Regions from separate parts of the Homo sapiens genome. Here region 2 is linked to region 1. Evidence: read pairs that join two places in POLR2A ChIA-PET (ENCODE). Cell type or tissue: A673. All regions are shown on one strand. Each heading gives the region's core, and the rest is flanking DNA. Links, peaks and the distances in the headings are about the cores only.

Evidence for each region. ChIA-PET counts read pairs that join two places held together with the same protein. Peaks named below come from ENCODE experiments on the same cell type or tissue, not always from the same donor. Only the 100,000 strongest peaks of a DNase experiment are listed, where the experiment ranks them.
Region 2: POLR2A ChIA-PET joins it to region 1 with 7 read pairs; 2 of 35 experiments call an interaction of 5 or more read pairs at or near these places.

Annotation. Positions count from the first base shown.
Region 1 is chr9:80,439,093-80,442,023 of GRCh38, forward strand. The region is part of intron 1 of LOC105376103 (a long non-coding RNA gene); the gene reads left to right. Among named protein-coding and RNA genes, the nearest start is that of LINC01507, 620 kb to the left of the region's middle. In A673, for the core only: no CTCF peak of the experiment used is centred there; a DNase peak (open chromatin) is centred at 1,769.
Region 2 is chr9:80,587,592-80,590,522 of GRCh38, forward strand. No RefSeq gene overlaps it. Among named protein-coding and RNA genes, the nearest start is that of LINC01507, 760 kb to the left of the region's middle. In A673, for the core only: no CTCF peak of the experiment used is centred there; no DNase peak of the experiment used is centred there.

The sequences.
Region 1 (2,931 bases), core at 334-2,833:
CCGATTCATCTACCAGCATGGTTATCAATAAAACATTTTAGCAATTAATTTTATCAGAGAATTGACAAATATGGGAGGCATGTAAATCAAATATATACTTTGTAAGTAATTTGCAGTTTAACTTAAGTATGATTTAATAATAACATTGCTAGAATTAACAGGCTTGGGCAGAAGTAAGTTTTTAAAGCTACCCTAAAACATAAGAATCTAATTTCTGATATGTTTCTAATTTATTATTTAAATTGAATTTTCCACCCTTGAGTTAATTCATTTATAGCTTATTTTGGAACATTTTACTCAGTGCAACCTTCTAAAAAGAATGTTTACCATGATTTTCTCTTCTTTTTTTGCCAGAAATGAATATTAAAATATGTCAGAATATGAAATGTTATATAATTTGATGGAAAATTTGAGCCATATTCAAAAATGGAATATAACAGATATACAGATTTCTTATCTATATAGTTTTAACAAATGCATTTTTTACTTACAGTATAAGACAATTTATTTTTATCATTTATATGAGGATAACCACAAATAATTCACAGTTGATTATGGTCAAGCCTATTTATCTACTCTTAAATTTTAACCAATATATTTTACTCAATTTCTTTTTAGGACATTTTTCTTCTTACCATGAATGTAGTATTTTTGAAAGCTGCCAGACTGATAGCTCTGTTGAATGAAAGCCTCTATTTAACCACAGATGAGCTACGATATGGGACGCAGCAATGCATAATCATCAAATTTCTGTACTGGAGGAGGCATATTTGCTTCTCTACACATGTGATGTGGGCATATCCAATTATAACCACTGAAAATTACACAGCTGTAAGGAGAAAACTGACTTATTAAAATATTGCACACACCGGTCACTATTGGTTACCCAGGTTAGGATCCAAGGGCAGGACAATGGAAACAGGAACCCTAAGTAGTTGTTTTGTACTTTCTTTTTCTTTTTTTGTTTTTTGAGACAGAGTCTCGCTCTGTTACCCAGGCTGGAGTGCAGTGGCGCAATCTCGGGTCACTGCAAGCTCCGCCTCCTGGGTTCACACCATTCTCCTGCCTCAGCCTCCCGAGTAGCTGGGACTACAGGCGCCCGCAGCCATGCCCGGCTAAATTTTTGTATTTTTAGTAGAGACGGGGTTTCACTGTGTTAGCCAGGATGGTCTCGATCTCCTGACCTCGTGATCCGCCCTCCTCGGACTCCCAAAGTGCTGGGATTACAGGCGTGAGCCACCGCGCCCGGCCAGTTGTTTTGTACTTTCTACGTGGCAGCTAAATTACTCATATCACTGTTTTGGGTTTCTTGACAATATTCATCTAGGGCTGAAATTCAAGCACTACAACAAGCAACATTTTAAACATGGCCAATCTATCGTATTATTGACAGAGTAAGTTTTCCAGAAAAATTACTGAAATTAAGAATTAATCTCCTTTCCTAAATGCAATTTCCATGTATTTTTTAAAGTTGGATGAGCAAGAAATCACTTATTTGTTGTAAACGTGGATTCCAGTTGAGTTATTCATGAGGCAAGTGCAGTAATATCTGTTAGATTCAGTATCTACTAAAGGTATTGAAAGACCATCTGAACAAACAAAGCAGGTCCCCATTCCTAACTTTAACATGCAAACCAGTCAGCTCTCACGTATTAAGGGCCTCATGTAGACCGTGGACTGTACTTCGTGACATAATCTTCCTGCATTCAGAGAGCAATGGATTAACACAACTAACCAAAAATCCAAATTAGATTGCATAGTGTGATATACAATGCACCTACGTATCCATCTATAGCATGATCTCTGCATATGTTTGTTTGCGGTTGCGCAGAATGGAAAGTTCCTGATAGAAAAGCTCAGGAAAAGTTGTAAGAAGGAAGTTGTATTCACGAACTGCTTAAAAAGACAGTTGAATTTTAACAGCCATTTCTAGGTGATAATAAACACACATTTTGGGGAGTCATTTTCTACCACTCATTAAGATATGGGTGATTTTGTTTTTGTGCCTGAAATAGAGCTGTATGAACAGACTATTTCAACAGAAAATTGAGTTATAAACTACTGGCATCTCTGGAATTATGACCCTTCTATTACCCGTGTCAAAACTCATTGAGTCGTACATCTAAGATTTGCATATTGCATTGAATATTAATTTTAACTGAAAAGATAAGTAAAGAAGTATTGAACCTGCTGAAGTATTTGGGAGCAGGAGGAGGTATACCAATGTCTGAAACTTTGAAATGCATAGAAAATAAGGTGGATGGTTAGATAGATGTGTATATAAAGCAAGTATGCTAAAATGTTAATTGTAGGATCTAGATGATGGGCATATTACCCATAAAATTGTTATTTCAACTTTTCTCTTTTTGATAATTTTCATAAAATGTTGCAACTGAGTTACCTTTAAATATTTGCACATGGTATCCCAGTAGCTTGGTCTAGCTAGGGTCTAGAAAACAGTATTTTTTTTTAAGCCCCCATCGAATCACACATAAACTCAGGTTTTAGAACCATGATCATAAGATGTATTTCAACTTTTAAAAGTTCTTAACCATTTTTAATCTTCATACCGAATTTTAATAGTGCCAAATTTAATATATCTTTCACTTAGTATTGTCCCATAACCCCAAAAGTCAGTGCTAAAACAGAATAAACCCTTCTTAGTTCTCTATTTTTATACTAAATGAAATCTAATACATATATTTATATCTTTGTATGTTTGTAGGCTTCCCTGAGTAACTACTTTTCTACATGATGTAGCCTCAAAATATTTCCTCAAAGGTCAGGAGTTTGAGATCAGCTTGGTCAACATGGTGAAACCCCGTCTCTACTAAAAATACAAAAAGTTAACTGGGCATGGTAGCATGCATCTGTAGGGGCTGAGGCAGGAGGATCACTTACTTGAACCTGGGAGGAGGAGTTTGCAGTAAG
Region 2 (2,931 bases), core at 128-2,627, 150 kb after region 1:
AGATGAGGCTCAAAATGATAGAGATGTTAAGGGACTTTCTCAAGACCACAGCCTAACACTGGGAGGAGAGTGAAGAGCTGATAGCAGCTCAAGCCACGGGTGCATAGAGTTCACTCCAGGCAGCCTCGATGTCAGATCTCAAGTGCACTGCTAATTCCAGGCTTCACATGCAGCTAGGAGTTAGGGTTTTAGTGAGCACCTTCCCAAAGTTAGGACTGGGGTAGGAACTGCATGGAATTGCTCTGCAATGGAAAGGCGTTATTGGACTGCAGTTGAGGGTGGCCAGGAAATGGAGCACTGGCAAGCAGTTAGTCAAGTAAATGCTTCACTTGGAAATCACTGATTTAGAGTCTTTTATAAATAACTCTCTACAATTGGCAAATTCTTTGTTCTTTTTGTTTTCTTCTGGAAGCCAGTAAAGCAGATGATCCCCCTTCTCGACCAGAACATCCCCAACTCTTCTTACCCCAGGGAATAGTTAATGAAATAATTATTTGAGATTATTTGAATGATTGATATTTGGAAGAAATGATCTGCAGATATTGGCTCCCTGGAAACAGAGGAGAAAAATTGAGAGGAAATCATACTGCTTTCTCAAATCAAGAACTTTGTGAGTGGGCCTACTGTGTGCAGGCTATAATCCTTGGATGTGTTTCTATGCCAGAGGGATAGAGTAGAGGGCAATTCTAAGAAGATGGGCCCACCCTATAAAGGTGGCAAAATAAACTTATCTAAATAGCAATGTTGGCTTTATTAGACCAATCTATTCACCACCTTCTTGGGGAAATTTAGAAGTTTAGAAGGCTTTACTCATACATTTATAACATGTTATGGCAAGTTGAAATTTGAGGATAACAGGAGACTGATAAGTTAGGGAAAAAGATGTAGGAATACATGTTTGATAGGGGCGGAAGTATGAGGATTCAGCAGTATTTGTAGAAAACACCAATCTGAGGTTAGTGGGAAAATGGAATTGCTTGGTAAAGATATGGTGCATATCCTGATATGGTGCATGCCGGTAAAGGATAGAGAGAGGCACCTAGTCTGAAGAGAAATCACTGATTTCTGGAACTTTTTGGCCAATGTTATAATCATTCACATTTTTTATGAACAATTATTAAAAATTGGAGTCTAAGTATTTCTTTGTTAAGATATCTTTTATTAGATTATCAAAGGTCTTATAGTAGCCCCTGTCCTGATACCTGCTGCTGGTTTGATATCTGACTGACTTGGAATAAATATAAAACAATGTTCTCTCATCCTATCTGAGAATGAATAATACGGAATTTTAGATACGGATTATGTTTTATGAATATAAAAACTTTAGAAAAATGAATCAGTTCCAAAGAATCCCACTTAACTTCTATTTGCCTACAAGGAGCTCTGCATAGCAAGATAGAGCTGCACCTAAAATAGATATGGCCATTTGAAAGAAGATGTGAAATACCTTCATGTTCTGAGAATGACAGAGGCTTAAAAGGATCTTCATGTCTCAGCAGAGAGGGTGAGCTGCCCAAATTGAGTTAAAGAAAGGCAGATGATACATGTTAGATGGATTAAATTCACAACACCCAATAAATTACATCTTAAGGAGAAGAGTGAGGGTCAATGAGCTCTCTAAGAATATTCCAAGCACAGATTTTCATACACATATTCTTACCATAGATCCATCTAAAGTAGAAACTGCTCCACTGTTTGTTAGTAATTCATGTCTATGAAATGTGGAAAGCGGCCTTTGGAGTCACCATTTTACTTTGCAGTGACTGCATGAATCACTCTTCACTGCTGACTTGCTTTAGTGCATATTTAAATTTATATTGTTAATTTTTTAATACTGCTCCTTGGGGAGCAGAGCTACCCTATAAGCAGTGTGCCCAGAGTATCCTAATTACTGACTGATTGCTATGCATTATTTTGTATCTTCTTAGATTGTCCAAAAATTGATTCTAGTCTAACATTCTTGAATTTAAGATAGCACACAGTCTGCTATATAGATTGGTTAGAAAACCCAAATTTAGTGAATGGACTGAGTTGGAAATCTGTCCAACAAATAGATAAGAATGTCCAGTCTTTTTTCTTGCAGCCCTGTCTACTTCACCCATTCAAAATTTCCTTTGTTTCTCTGAATAGGCATGTTTATGTGGCTTCCTGGACCTAGCTTGAGAAAAAAAAAAAAAAAAAGACAAAAACTACTGCAATAACAGAAAGACAGAATTGATCTGGTCATATTTCCCTGTACCTAAAACGTATATGTAAAAAGGGACTGATTATTTTATAGATTTTAAAAAATGTAGGTTACAATTCAAAAGGAACAGCACATGTAGGCAAAGCCTATGTGAATGTCAGGACTTTCTCCTTCAAATAAAAAAAATAATTGCACCTTATCTTTACCTATCACATTATCTGAACACATTTCTATATTTTAAATTAGTTTCCAAACATATTTGATTTGTGCCAATTGACTTTTTCAATTAAACCTTATAATTTTACTTCCTTGTGAAGCGCTCAAAATCTGCAAAGTTCACATCAGAAACCAGTGTCTTTGTCAATGTTAACAATAATATTAGTATGAAACATCTTTCAGATACTCTCATTTCTTTCCTGAATGTAATATAAAGCCTGTCATCAACTCAGCCTCTAAGTAAACATAGCAATGTGTGGTCTCAACATGGGAGCCATTCATCGCATTGAAGACAGTGTCAATAATTGCTTAAATATTCAAAACTGGCTCTGCATCCTAACAGTCAGCAGTAGCACATTTACTCAGCAATGATTCTTTTATGTAATATAAAGGTTTTAAAAAACCTGCTGTTCTCATCTATTCATATGTATTATATCTCTTTTAAAACTCACATGCATGCTCACAGAAGCACATCCAAGTTTAAATTATATTGTTACTTTATAACAGTTTCAGATGCAGCAAGGCAATAT